Regions from separate parts of the Homo sapiens genome. Here region 2 is linked to region 1. Evidence: chromatin contacts called from ENCODE Hi-C or POLR2A ChIA-PET data. All regions are on one chromosome and are shown on one strand. Each heading gives the region's core, a stretch centred on a gene start or an enhancer-like site at or near the end of the contact. The rest is flanking DNA. Distances are from core to core; before and after follow the strand shown.

What was found. Hi-C counts contacts between places; a loop is a spot of excess contacts on that map. ChIA-PET counts read pairs that join two places held with the same protein, here RNA polymerase II (POLR2A). Pooled maps may share reads with other maps.
Region 2: a pooled map shows a loop between it and region 1 (2.2-fold over the local background). The contact joins the promoter of PIF1 here to the promoter of USP3-AS1 in region 1. A Hi-C loop is called at or near these places in 2 of 50 pooled maps. POLR2A ChIA-PET finds 5 or more read pairs at or near these places in 2 of 52 experiments (HepG2 and T-cell).

The regions. Positions count from the first base shown.
Region 1 is chr15:63,599,414-63,606,390 of GRCh38, reverse strand. USP3-AS1 (USP3 antisense RNA 1) reads left to right here and starts at 5,564. Exons shown (of 3, transcript NR_034080.1): 1 at 5,564-5,802. It overlaps FBXL22 (F-box and leucine rich repeat protein 22), which reads right to left. Exons shown (of 2, transcript NM_001367807.1): 2 at 5,150-5,694. The coding sequence ends at 5,352. RefSeq lists silencers at 4,823-4,952, 5,373-5,662 and enhancers at 4,650-5,467, 5,730-6,447.
Region 2 is chr15:64,824,397-64,831,373 of GRCh38, reverse strand. PIF1 (PIF1 5'-to-3' DNA helicase) reads left to right here and starts at 5,727. Exons shown (of 13, transcript NM_001286496.2): 1 at 5,727-5,805. RefSeq lists enhancers at 5,465-5,594, 6,784-6,977.

The DNA of each region.
Region 1 (6,977 bases), core at 4,315-6,814:
CCTCAAGCAAACGTTGACCATCAGTTTTTAAAATTTAAGATTTCTCCAGACATCCTTCAAAGTATGGCTTTGTTCTGGGCCTCCTAGCTTTGTGGCCTTTGCCCAGGACTTCTGGCCGGATGAAGCCCACATCTTGTGAGCTTGGTTTTTAGCCAAAAGCAGATCTTGGGCATTGAATCCTAGAGCTGGAGGGAAAGTCTCTAAGGGGTCAGATGATCTCTGCCTTTATAAACCAAGAATCCAAGGTCAGGAGAGGGAAAGTTGGATCATAGGTGTGCCCCGACTAGAACTGGGAGCCTCTGCTTCCTGTCAGCGTGCCGTGGTAGAGCCGGGGTGGCTCAGTCACTTCCCCTCCGAACACTCATCCTGTGCAGAAACAGGCCAGTGTGTCTCTGTAAGACAAGCCTCAGAGCACCACCTCCTGCTAGCAGCCTGCTGCCTCCTGGGGGAGATCTGGAACCCTGACCTAAGAGCCTGTGGCCCTGGTCTCTCTGCCGGCACTGGGGCTCCTATGCAGACCAGTGCAACGTGGTGACAGGTCAGCCTTCAGCCAGGGAGCAGTGTCCTGCCCCAGTGGTGAGGTTCTGTTCTCTCCCACCACCTTCACCTGCAAGTGACCATTCGCTGCCTTGGCCAAACCTTAGAAAGAGTTAGCATTGCAGGAGTTGAGGGATGTCTATGATCTAATAGAGGCTGTGAGGGCATAGATAATCCCAAACCATTTCTGGGTGGCTCGGGAATACAATCAGGCTTCCATCAGCCCTGGCTCACCCCTTCCCTGGATATGCCTTGGGCTTCTTGACCTTTGCCTTTGCTGTGCCATGCCTGCCAATGGAAATATTCTCCTTAACGGTTGGAACCTGTGGCCCAGCTCAAAAGCTCTGTCTGCCACAAAGGGTGCCTGGCTTACCCACAGATAGACCTGGCTTGCTTCTTCCCAGTGCCTGGGATTTGTGTGTTGTGCCAGGCACTCAGCTTTTCTAGCCCCCCAAGGATATGAGGATACCTCCCCCTATCCCCCAGTCCCAAGAGGGTATTGGTCCCATTTTACAAATAAAGAAACGGAGGCTCAGAGAGGTCATATCTCGTCAAAAGCTATGAATGGCAAAGCTTGGAGATCACTCAAGAACACCCCCTCAACCTCAGCTGCATGTCTTCTAACTAGGGCTGAGTCACTCCAGGTAGGGCCTGGCCCAGCCCATGGCCAATACCCAGTAAATGCTTGTGAGATGAATTAGTTGGTGGATTAATTAAGTCTGCAGGGCTCTTTGTTATATGCTAACCTAAGTTTGAAAGGATTTTTCTTTTGTTTTTTACTTTTTTTTTTGTTTTTGAGACGGAGTCTTGCTCAGCTGCGCAGGCTGTGCAGTGAGTGCAGTGGCCCGATCTCGGCTCACTGCAACCACTGTCTCCCGGGTTCAAGCGATTCTCCCATCTCAGCCTCCCAAGTAGCTGGGATTACAGGCACCCGCCATCATGCCTAGCTAATTTTTGTATTTTAGAAGAGAGTTTTTCACCATGTTGATCAGGCCGGTCTTGAACTCCTGACCTCAGGTGATCCGCCCGCCTTGGCCTCCCAAAGTGCTAGGATTACAGGCGTGAGCCACTGCACCTGGCTGTTTTTTACCTTTTAATTTAGTGGGGAAGGGGCACGGAGATTCCATGCCCTCCCTGGACACACCACCCTCCAGGAACCTCCATGCATGTAGCTATCTGGAAGCTCCAAAAGTGGTTTTGTAGATTAAGTGAGGTATTGCGCTCTGTTAAGTGTTTTGCTCATGCCTGGTGGTGAACAGTGTCTGTTAGAAGGCAGAGTGGAGAGCCATGTGTCTCCATCAGTGCCCACCTTCTGGGGGCACCTAAAATGACCCTTCACTTCAGAACCCAAAGCTCCTCTGGCTAAGGTGGGGGCCAATTTGGGTCCCTAGAAACAGCACTGGACACAGCTGCCAGCACTGCTTGAGTTCTGTGATCACTATGTCTTGGGATGCAGGGGAGTTAGTTGGCATTGGAGGGTTAACTGGGAACTTAACCCTTACTACAAAAGAGCTTCCATGGGAAAGGGGGGTTGTCGGGGAATGCAGGTTACCCCATTCTAGCTCAACCTATAGTGACCCCTGCTTTACATAATCACAGTCCTTAAAAGAACCCCAAAAGCAAGGTTCCCTTGTTATCCTTAGTACTCAGATAAGAAAACAGGTTTGGAGAGGGCCAATCTGTCCTTGGTCACAGAGCTAGAAAGTGAGGGAAATGGGATGGAAACCCAGATCCATTAGATCCTGAAGCCAGGATCCTGTTGTTGTCCAGGCTAAGCCACCAATTTAGGACAAATAGAACATACTAGAAATTGGGGCTTTTTGGAGAAGATGAAAACAAAGGCCTGGGGTTTAAGTGGCTCTGTTGTAGACAAACATTCAACCCCCTGGAAGCCTGAGCTTGCTTTCAACAGTGTTCAGAGTAATGGGAGAAAAATTCGTTCCCAACAACGCCTCTCCAGAGTGCAAAGCAATGGTGGGCAAACTGAGAAATCACCAAAAAGCAGCCTGTGTCTCACAGGCTAGTAGCAGAGTCCTGCCACTCCACTGCAGCTGGTGGTGTGACAGAGCTGGCTCTCCTGACAAAGGGATTATGCTGGGCCAGGGCTTACTGTGGCTACCCTGTTTCTGGAGTAAGCACTGCCCCAGCCCGGAGCCCTTTGGCAGTCCCCAGAAGGGCTGGTGTGGGACAGGGTGCTGCTTGCCTGTCCACATGTTCTGCCTGGAACAAAATCCAGGGCCGCTGGGACTTCACCTATCATCTGTGCATGGCGCCCTGGTTCCTTCTGGGGGTAGGTTGGGCTGAGGGGGAACCTTCATCTCTCATTTCTTCCTCACATTAATCTGTCCATCCACTGCTACCCCCATCCCTTACCATAACCAAACAAAGCAGGTGCAGATGCTTGAATTAACAAGAACGAAGTCTAGTAATAAAAAGCAAATTTATTACCCAAAACTAGTAAAGGGGGAAGTAGCCAGATTGCTATTTAAAGTAACTGCTTCAATTTTTAGAGGGGAAAGCAATTTTTAGGGTTTTTAAAAGGGAAGACTTGATAAGGAAGGCATGCAAGAAATGGGCTGAGTATGATGTCTGTGTGTTTTGTTCTGGTGGCTATCTTGGGCTTCAGTCCACCTGGACCTCGGATTGACATTATTTTAACAATGGTCAGGTTGTTAATTAGCCATTTTGAAGTAATTTTTGGAGGTTTGCAGCTGGGTCTCCAGGCTTGGTCTGTCTCAAGATTAGCCACTGAAACTTCTAAGACATCACACAATTAAATAGTAGCATACAGTTAGATAAATGAAAAGGGAGCATATCTGGTGAGAAAGGGGAGGGACGTGGAGTCTATTTTAAGGCTAAGGAGAAAGGATTTTGAGTTTCCTCAAGGTTATATCTTGAAACTCAAGAGAATGGGAAAAAAGTTTAAAAGCATGTTGAAGTTAAGCTGCGGGCTGCATTGCTTCTCAGATACCTGCTACTCAGCTTCCCTCCTCATTCACTCTGCTCCAGCCACTCTGATCTCCTTGCACATGAGCCATGCCTGTAGTCCGCGGCCTCTGCACTGACTGTTCCTCTGCCAGGAGTATCTATGCCCCCTGCCTCACTTCATGCCTCAGATGTCATCTTCTCAGTGAGGCTTACATTGGTCAACCCTTTCTCAGAGGCTTCACCCCCCAATCTCTTGCCAGCAATCCCTAATAGCCCTTGTTACAGCCTGCACTTTTTTCCAAATACTTTCTACCATTTTTTTTTTTTTTTTTTTTTTTTTGAGACAAGAGTCTCTCTGTCGCCCAGGCTGGAGTGCAGTGGCACGATCTTGGCTCACTGCAAGCTCCGCCTCCCGGGTTCACGCCATTCTCCTGCCTCAGCCTCCTGAGTAGCTGGGACTACAGGTGCCCGCCACCACGCCCGGCTAATTTTTTGTATTTTTTTTTAGTACAGACGGGGGTTTCACCTTGTTAGCCAGGATGGTCTCGATCTCCTGACCTCGTGAATCGCCCATCTTGGCCTCCTAAAGTGCTGGGATTACAGGCATTGAGCCACCGCACCTGGCCCTTCTACCCTCTTATATACCAGTTACCTGTTGTCTCTTCCCCCACTAGAAGGTAAGCTTCATGAGAACAGAATTTGTCTTTTTCCTTGCCGTTTCCCTATTTGAGCAATGAATTAAGGAACCTGTGAGTAGGGATCAAGCTCCTCTTTCACACAGAAGAAACACCTGGCCTGGGAGGGGTAAAGGGCTTTGTCGCAGCTGGCGCTGGGTGGAGCCGGAGTGTGAACAGCGCCCATCACAGTGCTCCTCGCCTCTTCCACCCACCCAGAATTCTCCCCAGTGACCCAGGACCAGGCGGCTGCCGGGGGGCCGAGAGCCTTCACTAAATGTGACACATCAGTGACTACAGCCCTGAAATTCAAATTGGAAGCCTAGGCTTGTGCTCATGTCCAGCAAATCCAACAGGTGAAAAATCTAGCTTGTCAGCTTATAATGGTTCCATTATCAAAAGCTTAGCCAGGGCTGCTGGTTTTGTTTTTGTTTAGTTTGAGGCTTTTTTTTTCTTCCAAATCATTTCTTTTTCCCTTATGAGAACAGTAGAAAATATGGGTAACTATGCAGTTTATGTAAGCATTCAACAATTGGGAGCGAATTTTCTACAATCGCGAGTGCGGTCACTGCGGGAACGCATCCGCCCCAGGAAAGGTGGGCGGGCAGACGCGCGTGCGGGCAAAACCGCAAGGAGGAGCGGCTCGGTGGCTCCTTCTGCCCGTGCGCCCCTGCTTCCCCTCCTCCTGCTTCACCGAGATCACCACCGGGGCTCCTGGAGGTGGCGGTCCCCAGGACACTCCGGGAGCCGGCGGGGTCTCGCTGGGTCGCTCCGCCCGGAGGCTCCCCAGACCCCTGCGCGCGGCAGCCCTGGCCCCCGTCACCCCCGAGCGCAAGTCGGCGAACTCCGAGTGGTCAGGTCCTCCCCACCGAGGTGATTTCGGTCCAACGGCGATCGGAGTCCCCGAGGACGGTGCAGGCGCCTCCCGCCTCCGTGGGGAGCGCACAGCAGAAAGCCTGGGGCGGAAGCAAGAGGGGAAAGGCGGTGGTGTTGAGTGAGAACCAGCCGAGTGTTTTCCAAATATCCATTTAATCTTGCGTTTATCCTATGTATAAAATCGTAACGTGAGGTAGGCTTTCTTATCCCCACTGTGCAGACGGGGAAAATGAGGCTCAGAATATGCGGTGGTGGTCTGAAGGTGGAAGAGCTGGGTTCGAAGCCAGGACGGTCTGGGGCTGCGCTCCTTCCCCGGGGGCAGCGGCGGGGCGGCGTCTAGCGCTGCAGCAGCTTGCCGAGGGCCGCGGCGGGCGCGCGCGGGCGCGGGGGCTGGTCGGGCAGCATGGCGGCGCTGTGCTCTGCCCGCAGGGCCAGGCGCGGGCACGCGGCGCGCAGGCGGCGCAGGCCGGCCGCGCTCACGTTGCGGCAGAAGTCCACGTGCAATGTCTGCAGCGCGCGCCCGTCCGCCGCCACGGCAGCCAACGTGCGGTTGGTGACGCGCGCGCAGTTCTCCAGGCGCAGTGCGCGCAGGCGTGGGCAGCAGCGCAGCAGGCGCGCCAGGCAGTCGTCGGTAACGTGGCCGCAGCCCGAGAGCGTGACGGACGCCAGGTTGGGGCACCTGTGAGGAGAGTGCGGTGACCCGGGGCTCACTGGCTTGTTAAAGCTACCCAACCGCCCCATGGGACCGAGTGGACTCATTTACCGAGGAGGACTCGGGCCCTGCGAGGTGAAGACACTTGGCTGCGATGACACTGCAGGGTTCCAAGTCGGCTTTCTGGCCGGCCCATTTTCCCTCCTCTTTCTGCCCCTGCACCCCACCGTACCTTCATCTGCGTGGGTTCTTGGCTCGTAGCCTTGGGAGCCCCTAGTGGGAAGCCCCGACCCCGGCCCAGCAGAGTCCTGGGGCGGCTGTGGACAGAGGGAATGCCGGTTCCAGGAGCCACAACCCTTGACTCTTTGTTTCGCTCTGGATGTGCTGCCTTGCAGGGGAGCGGTGCTTGGCGATTGCTCCAGTCTAGCTTCAAGCTGAGGCCCCTGAATGTCCCGGCGGGACGTGAGTGGGAAGAGGGATTTGTTTCCTTGGAGGTGGCCTAGTGACAGGCCCATCCCAACCCTCAAGGCGGTGGGGGCACGCGTTAGCATTGAGTCCGGGTTCAGCTTAGTAGACTAGAGCTGTTCCTGCATCCCCTGGGCCACCAGCCTGGAAAAGGGTAGGGTTCGGAGGCAGCTAGAGGCAAGCCCTGAGCAGGTACAGTCACGGACACCCACCCAGGTCGCTTGGCCAGAAAGCTTGGGGGACCCTCTGCTGCAGCCTCACCAGCCCCTCCCAGCAAAGAAAAGATCTTGAGCCAAGTTAGACTTGGTTTATCGCCGTGTCAGTCACTCACGGAGCCTTCATTTCCTCTGCGTGGGGGGAATAATGTCTACCACTGGGGTTGTGAGGAGCCTGCAACGGGGCCTTCCACAGGCAGTCCTAACCCGCTTTCCCTGGAAACAAACGGGACCAGCCTGCTTCCAGTCCAGAAGGACCGACTAATGGGCCGGGGCCTTGGCTCCCCGCAGCCAGAGGGAGCTAGAGTCTGGGCTGGGGAAGCGTTTCCCTTTCCCTGCCAGCCTCCCCCGCAGCTCCGTGACTGCCCCTGGCTGTGCCAGCTCGGCTCCTTTGTGCCAGGGGAGGGAAGTAAGGAACTTAAATATGTTGGGTGCAGCCAGGTGTCACACCGAGCCCGGGCCTCCTTCAGGTTTGTGTGCCCTCATTAGTCACCCCGTCAACCTCTGCACCCCCAGTTTTGTACATGAAGAAACTGGCTCCGGCAGCTCAGGTGACTGGCTGGTGACTTATTTGCTGTCAGACCCAGGACAGATGTCTGAACCTTGCTGGGCGTCACTTCCTCATTTGTC
Region 2 (6,977 bases), core at 4,478-6,977, 1.2 Mb before region 1:
TGGCCAGGTGCAGTGGCTCATGCCTGTAATCCCAGCACTTGGGGAGGCCGAGGCAGGTGGACCGCCTGAGGTCGGGAGATCGAGACCAGCCTGGCCAGCATAGTGAAACCCCGTCTCTACTAAAAATACAAAAATTAGCCGGGCGTGGTGGCAGGCAGGTGTAGTCCCAGCTACTCGGGAATCGGAGGCAGGAGAATCGCTTGAACCCAGGAGGCAGGGGTTGCAGTGAGCCGAGATCGTGCCATTGTACTCTAGCCTGAGCAGCAGAGTGAGACTTTGTCTCAAAATAAATAAATAAATTAATTAATTAATTAAATTGTGGTGATGGTTATACATTTGGAATGTACTTAATGCCATGAATTATACACTTAAAAATAATTAAAACGATAAATGTCGTGTATATTTTTCCACAATTGTTTTTAAAAAGTTTGAAAGCCAAGGCCGGGCGCGATGGCTCACGCCTGTAATCCCAGCACTTTGGGAGGCAGAGGCGGGCAGATCACGAGGTCAGGAGATCGAGACCATCCTGGCTAACACGGTGAAACCCCGTCTCTACTAAAAATACAAAAAATTAGCTGGGCGTAGTGGCGGGCGCCTGTAGTCCCAGCTACTCGGGAGGCTGAGGCAGGAGAATGGCGTGAACCCGGGAGGCGGAGCTTGCAGTGAGCCGTGATTGCGCCACTGCACTCCAGCCTGGGCGACAGAGCGAGACTGTCTCAAAAAAAGAAAAAAAAAAAGTTTGAAAGCCAAAACAAAAAAAAACATATTAAGAGAAAATCCATTGGGACATTCTGGTGCCTTCCCTTGAAGCAGTCTGGGGTATTGCACACAGAATCAGGGTAAGGGATTTGGCTTCCCCTGTGTGTAAGTGCGCTAGGCCCATTGTAAGCAGAGAGCAGTGGAAAGAGAGAACACAGGCTTTGGAAACAGACCTGGGTTCATAATCCCAGCTCTTTCATTTTCTCTCTATGTGGCTGTATTTGTTTCTTATTTCTATGGCTGCTATAACAAATTATCATACATTTAGTGGCTTAAAACAACAAAAATTTATCATCTTGTCATTCTGGAAGCCAGGAGTCTGAAATGTGTCCTACTGTACTAAAATCAAAAGCTGTTTTTCTTCTGGAGACTCCAGGAGATAATCCATTTCCCTGCCCTTTCCAGCTTCTAGAGAGCTCCTGCCTTCCTTGGTTTAGTCTGTGGCCCTTGCCTCCAACCTCAAAGCCAGCAGTAACATCTTCACGTCTCTCTTTCTCTCTCTCTCAACTCTACTTCCTTTGTCATATCTTCTCTGACTCCTGTTTCCTTCTTTCCCCTGTGATTACATTGGGCCACTCATATAATCCAGAATAACATCTTCATCTCAAAAAACTTAACCATGATCGGGTGTGGTGGCTAACGCCTGTAATCCCAGCACTTTGGGAGGCCGAGGTGGGCGGATCACTTGAGGTAGGAGTACAAGACCAGCCTGACCAACATGGAGAAACCCTGTCTCTACTAAAAATACAAAATTAGCCAGGTGTGGTGGCGCATGCCTGTAATCCCAGCTACTAGGGAGGCTGAGGCAGGAGAATTGCTTGAACCCGGGAGGTGGAGATTGTAGTGAGCTGAGATCATGCCATTGCATTCTAGCCTGGGCAAAAAGAGTGAAACTCCGCCTCAAAAAAAAAAAACAAACAACAAAAAAAACTTAATCATATCTGCAAAGTCCCTTTTGCCAATGTAAGATAATATTCACAAATTCTAGGGATTTGAACATGGACATTTTGGGGAAGGGGGTCATTATTCTGCCTACCATAATGACCTTGAAAACTTTTCTCTTTTTTTTTTTTTTTTTTTTTTTGAGACAGAGTCTCGCTCTGTCGCCCAGCCTGGAGTGCAGTGGTGCGATCCTGGCTCACTGCAACCTCTGTCTCCTGGGTTCAAGCGATTCTCCTGCCTCAGCCTCCCGAGTAGCTGGGATTACAGATGCCTGCAACCACACCCAGCTAATTTTTGTATTTTTAGTAAAGATGGGGTTTCACCACCTTGGCCAGGCTGGTCTTGAACTCCTGACCTCATGATCCACCTGCCTCAGCTTCCCAAAGTGGTGGGATTACAGACGTGAGCCACCACACCCAGCTGAAAATTTTTCTTAACCTACTCATTTACTCATACACAATGACGCATGCCACTGATATTCAATATATGTCAAGACAACACTGGAGAAGAAAAATATCTCTCAAGATTTCTTTCCAGCCAGGCATGGTGGCACCCTCCTGTAATCCCAGCACTCTGGCAGGCTGAGGCTGGCAGATCTCTTGAGACCAGGAGTTCGAGACCAGCCTGGGCAACATGGCGAGACCCTAGTCTCTATAAAATATACAAAAATTTGCTAGGCGTGGTGGTAGTCATCTGTAGTTCCAACTACTTGGGAGGCTGAGATGGGAGGATCACTTGAGCAGGAAGGTCAAGGCGGCAGTGAGTTATGATTGTGCCACTGTACTCCAGCCTGGGTGGCAGAGTGACAACCTGTCTCAAAAAAAAAAAAAAGATTTCTAACAGGTTTATGGAGATATAATTCACATACCATACAATTTAAGCATTCAAAGCATTCGATTCAATGGTTTTCAGTATAGTCACGGGGTTGTGCAACTATCACCAATCAATTTTAGACTATTTTTATCTTTCTCCCATTTTGAGAAAACAGAGGCTTGAGACATTATGGAAACCTGCTTAGGGTAGCATCCACTGGAAAGGCATTGCAGTGGCTGTTACTAGCTGAGATTCCAGTCCAGGTTATACCTTTCATGAAGCTAGGCCAGTCACCTTGAGGCAGAAGAACAGGGTCTGGAGGCAGGGAACCTAAGGCTGTTTCACGCCGACTTCCTAGAATTAAATTAAAAGGAAAACCCGGCTGGGCACAGTGGCTCACACCTGTAATCCCATCACTTTGGGAGGCCGAGGCGGGCAGATCACAATGTCAAGAGATTGAGACCATCCAGGCCAACATGGTGAAACCCCGTCTCTACTAAATATACAAAAATTAGCTGGGCATGGTGGCATGCACCTGTAGTCCTAGCTACTTGGGAGGCTAAGGCAGGAGAATCGCTTGAATGGGGGAGGCAGAGGTTGCAGTGAGCCAAGATAGCGCCTCTGCACTCCAGCCTGGCAACAAATAGAGACTCCACCTCAAAAAAATAAGAAGAAGAAGAAGAAGAAAAAAGAAAACCCTGGCCGGGCATGGTGGCTCACGCCTGTAATCTCAGCACTTTGGGAGGCCGAGGTAGGCGGATCACGAAGTCAGGAGTTCGAGACCAGCCTGGCCAATATGGTGAAACCCCATCTCTACCAAATATACAAAAATTAAATGGGCATGGTGGCACGCACCTGTAGTCCCAGCTACTTGGGAAGCTGAGGCAGAAGAATCGCTTGAACCCAGGAGGCAGAAGTTGCAGTGAGCCGAGATCCTGCCACTGCACTCCGGCCTGGGCAACAGAGCACAGAGCCAGACGCTGTCTCCCAAAAAAAAAAAAAAAAAAAAAAAAAAAAAAGGAAAACTCTAACTTTCCACTCCTAAGTAAGGACAAGAACAAAAGGACCAAAGGCTACTCCCTTTGACGTTTCCCGCATGGCAGATGGGAGATTGGCAGATGGGAGATTGGCTGTCTGCAACAAATCATAGGAGTGTGGGTCCAGTCTTCGTTTGCAACTTTGTAACTTCACTCCAGCCTCTGAATGGTGGCTGAATGGTTGCTGTCTGCAACCAATCAGACTGATTATCGCTACCACTTCAGTTACATGAAGTAAGCGTAAAGTTCCCAATGGGAAACTTCTAGGGGGTATTTGAACCCAAGAAAATTCTGTATCTCGGGTCCCCTCCCACACTGTGGAGTGTACTTTCGTTTTTGTTTTTTGTTGTTGTTGTTTGTTTTGAGACAAGTTCTCGTTCTGTCGCTCAGGCTGGAGTGCAGCGGCACGATCCAGGCTCACTGTATCTTCTGCCTCCTGGATTCAAGTGATTCTCATGCCTCAGCCTCCCAAGCAGCTGGGATTACAGATGTCCACGACGACACCCGGCAATTTTTGTATTTTTAGTAGAGACAGGGTTTCACCATGTTGGTCAGGGTGGTCTGGAACTGCTGACCTCAAGTGATCCCCCCACCTCGGCCTCCCAAAGTGCTGGGATTACAGGCGTGAGCCACCGCGCCTAGCCGTACTTTCGTTTTCAAAAAATTCCTGCTTTTGTTCTTTTGTTGCTTCATTCTTTCTTTGCTTTGATGGGCATTTTGTCCAATTCTTTGTTCAAAACGCCAAGAACCTGGACAACTTTCAGTCATCACCCTCTACCGCTAACAGACTGGGAGCAGTGTGGTGTAGTAGCTAAGCCCCATGGAGTGATTAAGCGAGCAGGTAATCTGGGTTCAATGTTTGGTTTTGCTCTCCATATCAGCTATGTGACCTTCAGTAAAATCTCTGGAAGCCTTGCTTTTTTCTCATTTGAAAAATAAGGTCCGGGCTCATGCCTGTAATCCTAGGACTTCGGGAGGCCACGGTGGGTGGATCGTTTGACCTCCGGAGTTCGAGACAAGCCTGGGAAACATGGTGACATCCCGTCTATACGAAAAAAAAATTATATATATATATGTGTGTGTATATATATATATGTGTGTGTATATATATATGTGTGTGTATATATATGTGTGTGTATATATGTGTGTGTGTGTGTATATATATATATATATATATATATATATATATATATATATAAATTAGCTGGGTGTGCATCTGTAGTTCCAGCTACCTGGGGGGCTGAGGCGGGAGGATCACCAGAGCCCAGGAGGCGGAGGTTGCAGTGAGCCACGATCGCGCCACGGCAGAGGTTGCAGTGAGCAGAGATTGTGCCACTGCACTCCACTACAGCCTGGGCGACAGAGTGAGCCCTAAGAAGGAAAAAGGAAAGGAAAGGGCAATTTAATCCATGGTAGTTATCATTATCTGTAAAATGAGGTAGCCAGACTCACCTGTAAGATCCTTTCCAGCTATGTAATTCCAAGCTTCAATGAGATAATAAAGATGATTAAAAGTAAATTCTTTCAGCATCCTGTGCAAGAAGAGGGATACAATTTCCCTGAAGACAGAGACTCTACTCGCTTCCGCTGTACCCTCTGGCACGTGGCACAGGTCTCAGAGTTTCTCACTCATGGGCCTCAGGTGGGTGAGAGAGCCAAAGCGTAAAGTCCCTTACAAAGGCAGAGAAGGATGTAGAGTTGGGGGCGGGGGAGGGATTGGGCAGGCCTTGGGGTGGTCTGCCCAGAACTGGACAATGGTACTGTGAGTGTAAACAGGGGTGTGAGAGTCCAAAGGCAGATCTTCCCCAAGGCTAAGCCCAGCCTCTGTGTGCGGGCTAGAGGGGAGAGGGAGTGTGCTGGAAGGATGGTTCTGAAAATAAATCTTCGGAGTCGCGTAGGGTTTTCAGACCCGACACCACGCGCCGCCGGGTGGCTGCCGCAGCGGCGGCCTCCTCCCACCACGCCCAGCCGTCCACTGGATTTGGTATGCTCAGCCACCACCATAAACCTCCTTCCTCTAGCAGGCAATTGGTACAGCCCAAGCTCCTGGAGTAGAGACGCAAAGAAAGACACGCCCATTGTTACGCCCCTACCTCTGAGTGGCTGGAGAATTTAAAGATCCAGTCGGTGATTGGGTGATTTTCTGCCTCTAGCATTTGAAAAATTTCTAGTTTCGGAGCTTAGCCACAGGCCGGCTACGATCTGCTTGTTCATCTGAGTGTCGGCACAAGTGAGTGTCTGCCCGAACCCAGAGGTGGGGAGCAAAGAGCCTGATTTATCTAGGGGTTTCCGGCGGGAGGGTGCAAACAAATGGGTCAGCCTGAGGGAGCACGGCTTCTAGGGTCCCAGGGTCCCCCGCGATTTCCCTAGCCGAATATTTTCCACCTCGTCCCCACCTTGGTGGTGGGAAGCGCGAGGGCATGGGAATCACACTGACTTTGACTACTAGCCGCTGTGGCTTATGAAGGGCAAGTGAGTTTCCCTCTCTTAGCCTGTTTCCACGTCTGTACACGGGGAAGAGTGAGACCTGCCCGCTGCATATAAGCCAGTGAATGTACCTACAAGGCAGAAGTCGCTTATTACACGGCAGCCCTCTTTGCATCTCCCCACGGGCGATTCTCCTGCTTCCTGGGGAGAGTACTCTGAGGATTCATGTGCTCGCCCTGGGTCTCGGGGAAGGAGGATTCTTTCTGCGCAGGGACCCCTGTTCTAGTGAGGTCCTTGCAGGACACCTGAGGCTCCCTAATCCTCGGTGCCCATCCGCCGCTCTGGAAATTGTTGTGTAGCACGGTGTGTGTGTATATGTGTGTGTGTGTGTGTGTGTATATATATAGAAATTGTATATATATTGTGTGTATATATATATAGAAATTGGATATATAGAAATGGAAATTGTGTAGCAGGGTGCGTGTGTGTATATATATATATACATATATATACACACACACACACACATATATATAATGTATGCATATGTATGTATTTATATGTATGTATTTTTTTTTTAATTAGAGGGTGTCGCTATGTTGCCCAGGATGGTCTCGAGTTCCTGGGCTCAAGCGATCTTCCTTCTTCAGCCTCCCAAAGTGCTGGAATTACAAGCGCCCGCCACCACGCCCGGCTAATTTTTGTATTTTTAGTAGAGACGAGGTTTCACCATGTTGGCCAGGCTGGTCTCAGAACTCCTAACTTCAGGTGATCCGCCCACTTTAGCCTCCCAAAGTGCTGGGATTAAAGCGCGAGCCACTGCGCCCGGCCCAGGGCATATTCTAAGGGTGGATTTTCGGTTAGCCCAAAGCCCTTTCTCCGTCTTTGTGACCTCTTTGTGTTACCAGTGACAGTCCTCGTGATCTTGTGTAGCCTTGACCCTGCTCCCTGTCACGTCCTTTATAGCACCCATTACGTCCCCTATAGCACCCATTACGT